Regions from separate parts of the Homo sapiens genome. Here region 2 is linked to region 1. The links are chromatin loops, found by intact Hi-C in ENCODE. Cell type or tissue: A673. All regions are shown on one strand. Each heading gives the region's core, and the rest is flanking DNA. Links, peaks and the distances in the headings are about the cores only.

What was found. Hi-C counts contacts between places; a loop is a spot of excess contacts. Peaks named below come from ENCODE experiments on the same cell type or tissue, not always from the same donor. Only the 100,000 strongest peaks of a DNase experiment are listed, where the experiment ranks them.
Region 2: it touches region 1 in a loop (9-fold over the local background); 2 of 110 quality-filtered maps call a loop at or near these places.

Annotation. Positions count from the first base shown.
Region 1 is chr10:62,691,370-62,699,678 of GRCh38, forward strand. No RefSeq gene overlaps it. Among named protein-coding and RNA genes, the nearest start is that of ADO, 110 kb to the right of the region's middle. RefSeq lists an enhancer at 1-123. In A673, for the core only: no CTCF peak of the experiment used is centred there; DNase peaks (open chromatin) are centred at 1,022, 1,572 and 2,122; H3K27ac peaks cover 3,252 bases.
Region 2 is chr10:62,440,935-62,449,243 of GRCh38, forward strand. It overlaps a transcript of ZNF365 not described here. Among named protein-coding and RNA genes, the nearest start is that of ZNF365, 71 kb to the left of the region's middle. In A673, for the core only: no CTCF peak of the experiment used is centred there; a DNase peak (open chromatin) is centred at 3,167; H3K27ac peaks cover 1,423 bases.

The sequences.
Region 1 (8,309 bases), core at 586-4,585:
ATACAATTGAATTAAGAATTTAGTATTACATTTTAACATAACAAGCACTAAGAGAAAAGTTTCCTTAAAGAATAGACTTTTGCTGTATGTCAATTAGTGCGCCCGTTCTTGTAGGTTTTCTCTGCTGCCTCAGAGCCAAATCTTCAGCCTCCCACACAGATCTGTGAAATCAATTGTCTTCCCCAAACATGTGGTAACCACAGAGAAGTAAAATTAATAAAACTGCTCCAAAAGATGATTTCTAAAGATGACATTCCTACTTTCGCTTTAAGCTTTCTTTCCTGAGGCCAAGTAGGGGCCTGAAGTGGGAACAGGAGGGGTTTGGTGAGAATTTGGGACCCGTTTTTTTAATATTTAAGTTTTAGAGTTTCAGTTTCACTTAGTTGTTTCGGGAGGGAAGGAGAGCAGGGAGAAGTTAAAGGTGTAAGGAGGAGGCCAAAAAAAAAAAAAAAAAGGTAAAGAAAAGCCAATCAAGTTAGGACTGTCACACCTGACAAACATGCATGTCATCCCAAGGCGGTCTGGGATCCACTCAACAACCCCACACACGCCTTCATTTGGTTGCCCGCCTCCCCCACCTGGGTTGAAGGCTACCACTGACGGTGGCATGTCTGACATACCGAACCTGCCACCCAGTGATGTTCCTCAGGAGCAGGCCCCACTCAGCCCAGCCCTGACAATGGTAGCTTAAGACAGGCAGAGGCCATCAGTCTCCATTACGAAGACAAGGTTTTCCTCCCATATTATCCTGTCTGTCATGTCCTCCTTAGACTCCAAAGGCACGGCTGTCTCATACATCATCATCATTTTCTCTCCACAAAGATGGAGAGCCCCAGGGAGGGGTCCTTTTTCTCAGCGTCCTGCCATGGATGGCCAAGGGCCTTCCCTCAGTGACAGAAGCAATGCTGAGCTGCCAGGGGAGACATTTGCATCCCTATTAGGCCCGGGGCTTTGAAGGTGGGGGAGGAGGGACCTGCCAGCCAGTTTGTAAATCAGAAGCTTAAACAAACTTCCACAGTCTCTGGAGGCCTGGAGAGCACTCCTGTGATACCAAGAGTGGAAGGAGAGGGAAAAAACAAAACAAAACAAAACAAAAACCTCAAACGTAGAGCTCCGGAACATACATGCGCTTAGTTTTGGCAGAGAAAAAGATACACTTAGTCTTGGCAGATACACAATCTTGTCACTGAAAATTGGAATATTGTTAATAGCAGTTATATTAAATTAAGCATTGGGTGCATAATTTTACTGAATTCTCACAACAGTATTGTTTTACATTTATAGGACATGTTTCAGGAGACAAAATTAAGGCTCACATGACTAGCCAGAATTAGAAGAAACCTATTTGTCTGACTCTAGGCTGGGCACAGTGGCTCATGCCTGTAATCCCAGCACTTTGGGAGGCTGAGGTGGGCGGATCACTTGAGGTCAGGAGTTTGAGACCAGCCTGGCCAACATCTCTACTAAAAATACAAAAACAAAACAAAAAAAAATTATCCAGGCCTGATAGTGTACCCTTGTAGTCCCAGCTACTCAGGAGGCTGAGGTGGGAGAATTGTTTGAATCCAGGGGGCAGAGGTTGCAGAGATTGTGCCACTGCACTCTAGCCTGGGTGACAAAGCAAGAAGAAAGAAAACAAGAAAGAAAGAAAGAAAGAAAGAAAGAAAGAAAGAAAGAAAGAAAGAAAGAAAGAAAGAAAGAAAGAAAGAAAGAAGGAAGGAAGGAAGGAAGGAAGGAAGGAAGGAAGGAAGAAAGAAAGAAAGAAAAGAAAGAAAGAAAGAGAGAAGGAGGGAGGGAGGGAGGGAAAGAAGGAAGGAAGGAAGGAAGGAAGGAAGGAAGGAAGGAAGGAAGGAAGGAAGGGAAGGAAGGAAAGAAAGAAACCTATTTGTCTGACTCTAGATCTTTATGCTGACTACCGAAATGTGTTAGTTGGTCAGATATAGAATACCCTAGAACTTTTGCATGTGTCCTAAGTGATCATGTTAATAGTTACTACTCATAAAGACCTTCTATATGTCGGGCCCTGTTCTAAACACTTTGCATCAATATTCTCTTTTAATCTGCACAGGGAATAGCATGCTGAGAGACAGGGGTTATTGTGATCATTATCTACATTTTACAGCTGGGGAGACTGAGGTTTAGAGAAATTAAGTAACTCACCAGGTCCTCACTAGCAGTTGGTGGAGTTAGGATTCAGACTCAGGAACTCCACCGACCACAAATAGCCAATATAATCACTGATTTGCTTGAGAAAGTCTATAGTAATCCCAGGAGAAAGGGCCCATCATGCAGTGAAGGAATGCAGTTTTCAACATTGGGTTCCTCACTGATGTTAATTTGGATGAAAGCAGCTGAAAATGAACCTCATGGGACTTCTCAAAGGAGCAAACTTGTCACCAAATCAGGGTGAGGAAGACCCAGGTCTTCCCTTGGGTTCGAGAGGGGAAGCTGATTAGCTTACGGTAGGTATGAATTCAGTTCTTTCTTGGAATCAGCTTGCGGAGTCACTGCTTGCTCTCTAGTGGTCACTGCCACTGGGGATGACCTATTAACAATCGGGCATGAGGAGCTACAGCTCTTAGCATGCCAGCGGGGTAACCTATTCTTTCTGCCCTTTCTTAGATAGAAGGAGGCACTAGCATTGTTCTGAGCCCCTAGAAATTTGACTAAGTAATCCTGCAGCATAGAATTTGACCCACTTGCTCAGGCAAGGGCTTCTATCATGCCCAGAGGTGAGGCAGCAGCAACAGAGGCTCAACCTAACTCAACATGGTTGTGGAAGACCCTGTTGGTTTCCTATCAGCCATCCCCTCTTCTTTCTGTTAATAGAATGCTGATATTGTTTAGCTGACCCTCCTTCTCACGATCTGATGTTTCACTGATGCCCATAATAGCTACTCCACTTACTTTGCCAGTTAGTAGCTAAGGAAAGGAAAAATGACATAATTCTAGCCAAACAATTGTGAAGGGATTTATGTGAGGGACTGGGGGCTCTGGAAAGGTTTCTGTATGGAACTCTTTTAAAAAGACACTTTGAGAAAGCAATGATCTTTTTCCTTCCATTGGATGTTGTCATGTGATGCCCAGAACTGCAGCAGCCATACTGCTACCTCAGTCTATCTCCCCTGAGACCAATTCAGCCACTCTGAGAAGAACAGATCAACATGATGGGAAGAACCTGAACTCTTGAAGGTATTGATAAGTCACCACATTAACCAACCCTGGACTTTTACTCCTTAGTAAAAGGACTTAGACTTTTGATTATGTAAGATATTGTTCTCATGTATCAACAGAGTCTGGTGCAGGAAATGCTGGTTAAATGTGATAAATAAGATAATTCACACAAAGCACTTTCAGCAGTGTCTACCATAGAGGAAACTTTAGTTATTATTCCATTCATCATACATGTGTAAAGCTCCCAGCTCTTTGTCTTCCCCTGCCCCTAGATTAGTGTTGAGACAATAATGAAGGCAACAGGCCTGTGTAACCCGTTTCAGTCTACAAGAAGTCTTGGAAATGTTCAACCTCAAAACATGTTAGTTGAACCATGGCAACAGTCCGGGTGGAATCTACACAAAGCAAAGTTCAGAGATTTGAGGTAAAACTACCACCTTATCTCGCCAGACTACAAAATCATAGAAACCCACAATTAAGGACATGATGTAGAGATCTGCTATGAATTTCCTGGTTTTGTTTATTCATTGAGTCAAAACTAAAAGTAATGTCTCTTCTCTTCCTTGTAAACCATACACTTTAGGAAGAAAAATCAATAATATTCCCAGCCAAGATGTGCATGTTATATCATAAATACAGTATTATAGACTCTTTGAATAGGGTGTGATTTATAGTTGGATTCTGGCAGCTGCTTTGAAGCCATACAATTTTTCACTTAAGGCTAATTAGAGGATTCTTAATTAGCAAATCTTTCATCCATTAGATTAGACAATAAAGATTTTTCAAAACTACTGTAATATTTAGTTCTCTTTTTCTCATCTTAACAAAACAGACTAGATATCTATCATTTATAAAAAATCTCTGTTCAAGCTTTATGAAGCTCATAGCCAGGAAATAGCCAAAAGAATCGAGAAATGTGAACTCTCATCCCACCCCGACCCTGCCTTCTTGGGACCTGGAGTAAGCCACGTTCTTTCAGGTCTCAGCTTTCTCATCTATGAAATGGAGAAGATTAATTAGATCAGGGTTTCTCAACCTTAGCCTCATACTTTGGAGAAAACAATTCTTTAGATGCCTAGCAGCATCCTCAGCCTCTATCCACTAGATACTAGTAGCACCCCTCCCCCGCCACACACACACACCAGTTGTGACCATCAAATATGTCTCTAAACATTGCTAAATGTCCCTGGGGGGGAAATCACCCCAGCTGAGAAACAATGAATTAGATCAGGAGTCATAAATGCCAACAAAGGTAAAGCTGTTTTACAAATGAGAGAAGTGGATCAGATAAATAAAGACAAATTCAAGAGCAAGTATCCTATCAAAAGGGGAAGACACTCTCCATCTCCAGTGAGTTCTTATTATGTCTCACAATTGTTCAATAGAAGGCATGAATCCCACAATTATGTGAAATCTCTTGGCTTTTTTTTTCTTTAATGTTGGCAAATCATTCCTTGTAGCAGTTAGGAAGGTGGGTTTTAGAGCTAGAATGTCTTATGTTCAAATCCCAGGTCTACCTCTTACTAACTTCAGTATCAGGCAAGTTCTTTCGAATCTCTATGCTGTGGTTTTCTTATAAAATAAAGAAAATAATAATATTACTTCATAAGATTATTGCCAAGTTTAAATGACACAGCACATGTAAAAGACCCAGAAAAATGCACATAGTAAGCTCTCAATAGATATTATCTATTATTATCCCTAAGATAAAGAAACACTGTAAACCAAACTAAACATAGGTCAGACTATAGGTCAAACTCAGTCTAGAGGCTACAGGTTTTCAACTCTGGCCTACAAGATTTCAAGGGTCTGTTTAGGTTTCCTAAGGTTATGTGATTCCATTTTATGAAAGCAAGGACACTGATTATTAAACTCTGATAAATTCCATACAGTTTAATTGAGGAGATAGAACTCTGACACTAGCAAAGCTCAGGTGGGCAGAACAGAATTCTAATTAAATGTCAAAATATGTGTTCTTAGAGGTCAGCAAGAGAAGATAAGGAGCCATTTCTGCTTTCCATTTAAGAAAAAAAGAAATAGTTCTCTTTTTTGAAGAAAGTACATGAAAAAAGAAGAGCATCAAATTTGGAATCTGCCATCTTCAACAGTATCCTCTTAACAGATGCCATGACAATACAGTGAGCTATTCTTGACTTTCTAGCTAAAATAAATCGTCAATTATAAGTTGGTATCATTAGCCCAATTGCTTTTCAGTGAGATGTCTGATACAGGCAATAATGGATTGGTTTCTCCAACCTAATCCTCCCACTGGAAACTAACATATCCACTGCTGATCAATACTTTGATTTGAGTTACTTATAACTCTGTCAGACATGAGTATCTGCTTCACTCCAGGGTAAAGAAATGAGATCATTTTGCAAAATTTAGGTCAGACATTAAATTGTCTCGGGTGAGTTGTTTTTGTGGTCTAGAGTCACATGACCAAATCAACACTGTAGAGGATTATCAGAAACTAAAAGGGGCAACCTGAATAAGTACCCATTGCCTTTATTAAAGCCACGTCATGGAGTATAATGAGGTACTAGTAGTCTGTGTGTTTGAATCATATTTCAGGGAAATGCTTTGCAAACATGACTTTTGTGCTTTAAATTAAAGTTCACACTGTTTGACCCATAACTCCTCTTCCAGGAATCTGTCCTAAGGAACTATTCAGAAGCTAAAACTAAAATGTATGCATAGATAGCCTATGCAATATTATTTATGATAGAAAAAGTAAGTACCAACCTAATGACCAATATTAGAAGAATATAAAATAAATTAAGAAATAACCCTATGATGGACTATTATGCAGCCAATTATAGATGGTATTTCAAAGAGTATTTCACTACCTGGAAACATATTTAATATATAATACTACGCAAAAAAGGTGATAAAAATTGCATATGTAATATGATACTAATTGTGTGTATATATGTATATGTAAAGATATTCTCCATCAAAATGTGAACTCTGGTTATTTTTGGGTGGGATCATAAGTAATCTTCATTTCTATCTATAAACCTCTCTGCATCCCTAAGTTGACACCAGGGTTGCCATATGCAATAGTGCATATTGTACACTGCAGAAGGGCATCAAGCCCATGGGGCACTCCAAGCCATGTACCCTGTTACTACTTCTGTTCAGAGAGGATGCTTTTTTCAATTTGTACATATGAGATACTGAAGCCCTGTTATATTTTTATAATTTAAAAACCCATAACATTAAAAAACCCCATCTTATCCAGGGGTAGGTAAGAGTTTATATGGGGCCTGAGGTTTAAACAACTGAGAGGACCCTCTTTGTGAAAAGAACAGAGTCTTTTAATTATAAAATAAGTCATAGAAGTAAATTTCAATTTAAAACGTGAAAAAAAAATCACAGAAACTTCCTGGAGACTTAGAGATTAAATTCTTTCTCTCTAGGTAAGTTACCAGAAATGCTTAAAGAAAAGTCCTTCCTGATTGCAACCTGGCTCCCCTCCCAATCAGAACACTCTACAACTCCCAGAAACTCCCAGCTATCCTGGGGGCCCATATAAGGAAATGACCCTGGAGGTTAAGCTTCATTAGTGCCACAGTAAATCTGGCTCTGATCTTTGGGGAAAGAAAAAATTATATCAACCCAGAGCCAAGTGCTATTTCACAGATAAATTTATGATTCCAAACCAAGTAGTCCAGAAAGTATCATAGCTGTCCAACACTACTAAAAGAACCATTTTATTTCAATTTAGCAAGGGCTTTCCATAAACACTCATTAATATAATTACTAAAATTCAGGACATTTCCTGCTGTATCCAAGGATACAGCTGTCTTCTGATATATATTAATTAGATGCTTAAAAGTTTTGTCATTTTAAAACAGAGTCAATCTCCGGCACCCTCCACCATACGTAGAGTTCTCCCCGTGCCAGGACAGCAAAGAAAACCTTCAACAGGTATTCATACCATCTTACTAGGCCAGAGAAATGGCCTAGGGTTTACAGCAGATCTGTCTCTAGTGAGCCATTGAGGATACTAAACTAGGCTCCTATGACAGAGAGGTAGGGGCAGAAGAGTGGTTCTTCAATTACAATGAAACAAAACAAAACAAAAAGCTAAACAACAATCAAAACAGACTTTCATATATATATACCACCAGTGAAAACTCAACCCCTAAGATATTCTCTAGATCAGTTTTTTTCAACATTTTTAGAGAGAGAATTTTTTCAAAGAAAAGCATACACTGAACTCCAATATATAAATGAATACTTGTTTTCAATCATGTTATCTCCAATGCAAAAAACGCTCAAAACTAAATCTATCTTGAATAAATCATCACAACAAGGTGTGCTATATGTTCATATTTCAACTGACTATATTAAACTATTTTAAAATTGACAATGGCATATGTATGCTCCCCAATTTTACATGTTGGACATACAAAGCCTAAATTGCCAAAAAAAAAAAAAAAATCACTGCAGAGTGATAATATTCTTATTTAGTGGCATCTATATAAAACATTCAAATTTGTGCACAAAATGGAAAAATACACCACAAATATGATTGAAAGACAAATGATATAATCTGGAGAGAAATATTCACAACACATATAACAAACAGCACATATAAAATTGAGATGCCAGAACTAGATAAGAGAATGAGGCAGAAGGACTATTTGGAGAGAGAATGGCTAAAACTTTTCCAAAACTGTTGAAAGATATCAACCCACAGACACAAGATTAGCAAACTCCAATCTAAAGACAAAGAAATCCACACTTAGGCATATGATAGTCAAGCTGCTAAAAGCAAATAAATAAAACAAAAGGAAAACAGAAACTCCTGAAAGAAGATAGGGGCTGGGAGGAGTGGGAGGGAGGACATATTTCATATAGGGAAAAAATGATAAGAGTGACAACTGACTTTTCACTGGAAATGGTGACCAGAAGACAATGGTATGACATCTTTGAGTTCTGAAAGGAAAAATCCTATCAACTCAGAATTTTATAGCTGGTTAATATATCCTACAATCTGACAGTGAATTAAAGACATTTTTAGACAGACAAAAGCTGAAAGATTTTTCTCTAGCAGAGTTGCAGTACATGAAGTACTAAGAGAAGTTTTGCAGGCTGAAGAGTAATTATATCAGATGAAAGCCTGG
Region 2 (8,309 bases), core at 1,487-5,486, 250 kb before region 1:
GATGAGGCAAATATTTCCCTCACAAAAGAGAAAAGGCCCTCTTCAAGTGGGCAAAATATTTTCCTTGATAACTAAGAAGACAAATAAATTATTTAAATATTCACTTACTCATAATTGATGATTATTATGAGTATTCTTTGTGCTTTATCTACATTGTTTGGTTGAATCCCCATAAAAAGTCCAAGAAGCAGATATTATTATTATCCCCATTTTATAGATAAGAAATGAATAACCAGTGAGGTTAAATTGCTTGGCTAAGGTCATACAGCCAGTATGTTGCAGAGCTGAGAGTCAAATCTAAGGATGTCTGATTCTAAAGTCCATACTTAGAACCATTCTACACCCATTGGCAGTTTCTTTTTGCTCCCAGGTCCCACGTTGTTCATGAAGCCTTCTTTGACTTTTTGCATCGATTTTATCTATACCATATATATTAGTTCTTTAAATAGCAAAATCCTAGAATGCTAGAGAAAGAAGAACACAGGGGCCATCTAGACCATTTTCTTTATTTTATAGATAAGAAAATTGAGGCTCAGAGACATGATCTTATTAGAAGTCATACAGACCTCAGTCATCCACACAGGGCAGAACCTTACTGATTCTTGGGGCCTGCTTCTAGAGTCTCTGGGTGCGTAAATCAGATGCAAGGGCCTGGTAATACAGCTCCATGGTTGTGTCCAGTCATCAGCCAAAGTTGGGAATCACATATTCTATATCACTTGGCATTTCATCTGTGTTGTCTTATCTCTCCAACCTTACTTTAATTGGAAGCTTGCTCTATATTTTGGGATCCCTACAATGTCCAGCAAATAACTGGACCTATTTTACATGTTTAATATATGCTTGTGAATTGAATCGAAGAAAGTTTGAGATACTGGATATTTCACTAGGAGGTGGCAGGGAAATGGATTATAGCAATTTAGTAAGGCCACATAACAGCAAATACTTCAGGTGGGAGGCAGAATAGATGGTGATTATAAGATTTGGCTTGTCTCGTTTGCTTCAGCTCATAATGATTCCGGAGCCCCGTCAATCAAAGATTTCAGATTGCAGAGTCTTGATTTCTGATTTTCTTTTGCCTTCCCAAGCTGGGTAGACATGCTTAGCAAACGTGATCCCCAGATGCTTGGGACATGTCTTACACTGCTATAAGCACACAGAACCAAACCCCAGTGACACTCTTGCCTTGGAGTGGCAGAGCCTTATATGGAAACAGAGTGTACTTTTCGTTTTACTGGGGGATCTTTAAATAGCAAGGAACAGCAACTCAAAGCTTTCCAAAGAGCTACTTAAAGTTATTTTTCTCCATGACAACAGCCTGGCAATAAGGATAGAATTTAAAGAGCCAGGATCCCAAGTCGAAAGAGAGAAGGAAAATTTCCCTGCTAAATTGAATGCTCAGAGATGAATCAAAGCCAGAGTGTAAATTCCATACATTGACTCACAACTATAGAACAGATGAGATGAGCAATCAAACTACATTCTTTAATTAACTGTATGCAAAATCGCGGATATTTAAAGGTGTTCACTTGGTGGTGGGTGGGGTGGAGGGAGATACTCACAGGCTTACGTTACAATTGCTGGTGCTGAAACGATGGCTTCATTTTCTTGCTTGTTACCTTTAGAAGTTTGGAGGGATGGATGTCATTTGGCTGCTTAAAGGTCAACTTCTAAATAATCCTCCTGGCCTTCTTCCTTTGCCTGCACCTAGCAGAAACACCTTTGCCCTGTCTCTTGAAATCCTACTCCTCCACATAGGCTATGGTGGACTCAACTCCTGGTTCTTCTTTTCCAACAAGGGAAAATATTCAGATGTCTTCTCAGGGAGTCCTCACATTGGCTTTTTATTTTTCTAATCTGAGAGGCTGGCTTTATCCCCAACATGGGGGGAATTTCTGAGATTTACCTTCCACTTCTGATCATCCCCAGGAATGAGGACGGACTTGCCCTGATAACTTCCTTACCCTCCACTCCTGACCAAGTTCTAGTCCACTGGAGCACCATTAGCTTTAGAATTGATCAACCCCAGAAACAGAACAGATTCAATTGTCCGTCGCATACAGGGATGCACTCAACAGTGCTCCCTGCAAGGGCTCAACCGGGCTTTGAATTCTGAATCACCGGACACTCTGTTTAGTGACACGTAGCTCTCTAGCTACAGTGGCAGTTTTTACCACTGACCAGTGCCCGTGATGACCTTTCATTTGGCAAACATTGAGTGCCCTTTATAAGTCAAGCACTAAGTACAGCACTGAAGCAGTGAATAAATCAGTTATCAGCTTCTTCCTTCTGAGGTGAAAGGGATTTTCCTGTAATGATTGGTTCTAGTTCTGCCCTTTGAAAGCATATAATTAGTTATTCCATTCCTTCAGAAAACTGGAGACAAACAGAGACCCTCAATGTCTGTTGTCACTCTGATCACTCCTTCTTTTGTGTATGCCCCAGTTGGTCAGTGACCCTTTCAAAGGAGACTGCTTAGAATTTTACCTTCCTTCTCGGGTTCCTCTGCCTTGTGTTTAGATGCTCTGGTTTTATTACAGTTCCCTGGTTCGGAGCAGTTACATGGCTTATCATGTTTCCAGAGCCTAGAGGTGCAAGCTTGCATATGTATATGTCTCTTGGGGAGAAGGAGTTAAAAACATTAACTTCAACCTGGGGAGTTGTTTTTCTTCTCCTGCTCTTTAACCAGAAAATAAATGTGATTGTAGCTTTGAAAACTGAAATGCTAGCTTTTAAACAACTGGCAAATAATAGCGTTCAAGATTTCAAGGGGAAAATGGGCTCCATAAAACTTCTGTGCTCAGAACCCCCACATTGTCCTTTTAGTTGGTAAATTGAGAATAAGTGGCAATGAGGAGGTAATCGCCTTTAACTGCATTTCACTGAGAACTAATGTCCCTGTGACCAGTAAATAATGTTAACTTAAAAAAAAATTAAGCCAGGCCTCTCCACTGTGACAACTTAAATATGCAATGATTACAGTCTTGAACTTTTGCCCCCATGGAGTACAGCTTGACTGTGAGGAAAGGGGTACATTCATCTGTTCCACCAAAGCATTCTCAATGCCATCCATGACAAAAGTTTTGGACTGATATTATCAAGGATTAGGCAATCCCTCTGCTCTTAGACTTGGCATCTTCTAGGGCTGAGAAGTGTCAGACTGACTCCAGGAAGCATCAGCCATTTCCTCTCACTCCAGGGACAGGAAGGACTGACTTATTCCCCTGCTGATTATTTTCTGCCCCCATTTCCCATCTTGTTCTGCTCCCCAGATGCATTCTCTGCTCTTCTCTGTGCCCTGGGAGGCTGATCCCTGCAGATACATCTCTTGGTGTGCTGGCTGATTTTGAGTTGAGTTTGGCCATTGAGAGGCCCCGGTAGGAGACAGGAGAGTGGGAAGAGAGGTCAGTGTATAACTTCTGAGCCCTCTGCTTCTGTAGTATGTCTCTAGAAGTAGCTGCGCTCAATTACTTCAAATTACAGCTTCTGCCAATTAGCTCCTTATCTATGGTTCTAGTTTTCAGTAGACTCTAGCAATTGTCTTGGCCCTGGGCCCCAGGGCTGGTAATGGCCCTAGGAGGCTGGTAATAGCCTCCTATTGTTGCTAGTCTCTGGATGCATCAACCACCCTAACTTTTCCTTAACCTGCCCTCTCCTCTGTCCTTACATCTTCTTCATTCAAATCACCTGGAATGAATTCTTTCCTGCATGGGCCCTGGCAGTTAAACTTCTGAATGTTCGAATCTCTTCTTGTAAGTCATGTAATGCCATGCCATCAACTCCAGGGAAGCCTTCTTACCTCTTTCAGGCAGATGCAGTCCCCAGTTCTTTTATTTTATTTTATTTTATTATTATTATACTTTAAGTTTTAGGATACATGGGCACATAGTGCAGGTCAGTTACATATGTATACATGTGCCATGCTGGTGTGCTGCACCCATTAACTCGTCAGTTAGTATTAGGTATATCTCCTAATGCTATCCCTCCCCCCTCTCCCCACCCCACAACAGTCCCCAGAGTGTGATGTTCCCCTTCCTGTGTCCATGTGATCTCATTGTTCAATTCCCACCTATGAGTGAGAACACGAGGTGTTTGGTTTTTTGTCCTTGCGATAGTTTACTGAGAATGATGATTTCCAATTTCATCCATGTCCCTACAAAGGACATGAACTCATCATTTTTTATGGCTGCATAGTATTCCATGGTGTATATGTGCCACATTTTCTTAATCCAGTCTATCATTGTTGGACATTTGGGTTGGTTCCAAGTCTTTGCTATTGTGAATAGTGCCACAATAAACATACATGTGCATGTGTCTTTATAGCAGCATGATTTATAGTCCTTTGGGTATATACCCAGTAATGGGATGGCTGGGTCAAATGGTATTTCTAGTTCTAGATCCCTGAGGAATCACCACACTGACTTCCACAATGGTTGAACTAGTTTACAGTCCCACCAACAGTGTAAAAGTGTTCCTATTTCTCCACATCCTCTCCAGCACCTGTTGTTTCCTGACTTTTTAATGATTGCCATTCTAAGCAGTCCCCAGTTCTAAGAGCAGGGGTGAGGCAGCCCCAACCAGGTCGCTCATCAGAATTGCATGGAGAGCTTTGAAAAAGATGCAGATCCTGAGATCCCACCTATTGAATGGCACTTTTCTAGAGTGAGGTTTTACAGTTTCTATTTTTAAAAAGATCTGAGCAAGAGGGCAAGGTGGTGATAATTGTGCAAGTTAGGTGCTGGATACGTGGGATTTGTTACACCATTTTCTCTACTTTTGTGTATGTTTGAAAGTTTTCGCTACAAAAAAGAATCATATTAAGATTCTAAGTTGAGAACCACTGATTCAAAGTGGAAATCTGATATTTGTTTTGCTCATCTCATTGTTCTTTTTCTTCATTGGCCTCGGTCAGACCATGGTAGGGTCCCCATATGTGTAAACAATTGGAACGAGGCAGAGATCCAGCATCTTCTATTGACTGTAGTCTTAGGCACCATGAACCCAGGAACTCTGGTCTTGTCTCATCGGATACCTTTATAGATTGGGTTGAGCTGATTTGGCCAAATCTATTGGTCTTTTTTGAGCAGTTCCCACTCACATAGACACAATTTGTGACCTTTAACCAAATTCTGTAAGTGTAAGGTTGGAAAACCCAAGTCACTGCACTCTGGGATGGCTCTCCTTCCCTTCTTTATGAGAAAGTTCTCAGGAGTCCCGCAGTTCTATTTGTACTGTACCAGAAAAGGACCCAGAGTTCCAAGTAGCAAATTCAGGTTTCCAGTCCCTGCTCCTGTGTGATCTTGGGAAGACAATTCCCTTTAGAATTTCTTCAATTTCATGTCATAGTAGTGAAAGCACCATCTCTGACTTTGAACCCGAGTTCTGCCACTTCCTAACCATGTGACTTGGGGCAGATTGTTCAACTTCTGTATGCCCCAATTTGTTCATGTGTAAAATGGAAATATTAATAGAAACCACATCATTAGGTAGTTGAGAATATTAAATGAGCTACTATATGTAAAGGGAATAGCATTGTGTGTGGTGTATCACAAGTTCTGGATACATGCTAGCTGATGTTATCATTATTGCTCCTTAAATTTATATTTATAACTTTGGAGAGCTAGGCAGAAGGAAACAGCAACAGTTTCAGATACAGAGCTTCCAGGGATTTTTTTTCTTTATCATAATATAATTTGAAAACTACTGCTGCAGCTATTGAAGAAATGAATGGCTATAAAATTTTGGGGGAAAAAATCCATTCAAAAAAGCCTGTGTGGTTGACTCTGTAGTTGCTGGTCGTTTTGTAGAGTTCTGGGATTTTGCCACCCTGGGTGAAACGGCTGGCTGGTCCTGAAACTGCTCTTTCCCTGCTCTGGCCTGGGACTGTCAGGAGCGGCTTGAGTTACTAGTTTTGATGTGTGGGAGGCGGTAGTGGAGGAAAGAATGGAGGAGCATCTAGGATGCTCCTGAATCAAGTGGGAAAAGACAAAAGGCTGAGATGGCCTTGGCTAATGTACACCCTTTCTCAGCCAATTTGAGGACACCCGGCTTCATTTAGCAAACCTGACCTCATGTTCCTGTCAATTAAAAACTATGCAAATGTGTTTTGAATTTTGTAGGCAAGGGTGTATTATCTCCTAATGCTGACTATTAAAATTCCTGATAAAAGCCAATATCCAAAAGTTGGATAGCAAGACAGAGAGTCAGAGAGAAAGAAATTTGGGCCTTTTAATAATTGAGTACAAAAATACATACATTAATACATAATTGTACTAAAGAACAAGTGCTTAAGCCCTCTCTTGGCAGGGAGGAAAAGATTAACCTCCCCTTTACATACAAGCTAACCTAATCTACTAAACTAAAAAATATATATATATTGTTTGTTTTTTATTGTGGAATCTGGGCTTCACAGGAGTGAGATGCTAAGTGACATAAACTGCTTCACTCTTAAACCAGGATCTAGCAAATGGTTGAAAGCTAGCCCATCTGTAAAGAAGTATGTCTTCACTCTGAAATACTGGTCACTCACACTCTGGCATATTCTGTTATTTCCTCCAATCCCTTGTGGCATGTATTTAAAAGTCACTGGCTGAGAAAAGTCGGATTCCATTGCTAGTTTTGATTTGAGAATGGCAAGGAGGGACCTCATCATAGTGCAGGACTCAGAACCTACCATTCACCCTGTTGTTCTGAAGACGGTCAAAGAGTCACATGCGGTGGCTGCCTACCTCCTGATGGTGTGCTCCAGTACTTGTCTGTGCTTTACCCCTTTCTTTGCGGGGAATCACGCTTCCCTGGAAACTCTTTTCTTTCTGCTCCCTCCTCTAACATGTGTCCTGAACAAGAGCTATGTGACAATGCCTTTCAGGTCGTGGTGGATGGTTTCATGGCAGGCAACTGATGGAAGCTGAGCAGTCAGTGTCTTAACCCTCACATTGGTTCAGCACTGGGTAAGGGACCCAAGCTACTTAAAGTACAATCTTTCCTTGGGATTAATTCCTGCCCCTAACCTTTTATTATGAAAATTTTCAAACATCACAAAGTTGAAAGAACTGTATCGTGAACACCCGCCACCCAAACTCTACCAGTAGCCATTAACATTTTATTACATTTGCTTTATCTCATATCTATCCATCTCACCAGCTATTAATTCAATTTCTTTTTGTTGCATTTAAAAGTGGATTGCAAATATTATACACATCTCCATAAATGTTTCAGCTTGTGTTCATTAAGTAAGATTCAGTATTTGTTTACAGTGGGCTTTCTTTTTGCTATAAAAATTACATACAATGAAATGCACATATCTTAAGGGTATATTTGCAGAGTTTTGGCAGTTGTACACACTCAGGATTTATTTTCATCAGGGGTGGAGACAGAGTCCCTTTCCCACCAGGAATGTGAGGCTCAAAAATGTGAGCCTAGAGTGGGGGACAGCTATGACTCCAACCTTCAGATTCTGAAAGCCAGCTAGGGATAAGAGAGCTGACATACCAATGTGGAGGCAGAGCTGAGAGATAAAAATAATGTCGAAAGTATTGCAGTCACTTTGGCCCTTTTTTTATTCAGTTTGTTAAATGCGCCTGTAAATTCCCATATTTGCTGAAATGATTTGGAGTGTTTTTTTACTTGCACCCAGAATCCTAACACATAAACGGTCCCCTTTAATTCTAATTAATGCATTATGTCTCTATTGCAGATATGGTGTCTATTATAGGTATCTACCAAGTGCAGAGGGCTTACGAAAGTCTAAGATTCCTTTCAAATCTAGGAGACTATGGATCTGGTAAGATGAAAGCATTGGTCTCACCTAGGTCCTAGCTATGGATCCATCATATATATGAAATAAACAATTTTGCACAGATACTAGCATCTTTATTCAAAGCATAATCTCCAACTTAAATAAAAGCAAAAGCAAAAAAAGAATAACCTCAATATTAAAAGTATAGTTATTAATATTAGAAGCAGGACCCTAATGGACTTATCGATTATTATTTCCAACTTTGAACATTATCCAGTTTTTGTGGCTTTAGCTAAATAATTACAGAAACAGAGGCAGTGTGTTTTCACTGTTAGAGATGAAATAGGTTGAAAAATGCCAAAATGGATCCAATGTGGAAAATGTTGAATCCATGTGTGAGAGAAGGGAAAAGAGAGGAAAGCTTTCAATTATTTGAGGGGGAGTAAAGGAAGTCTTTATTGCCCAAGAGAAATTTCTACTGTTAGATTTTTGGTTCTTGCTTATGATACTATTTATCAGTTGTGTTATTTTGGTATTGTATGGCCAATATTGATTTCCTTTTCTCTCTTTG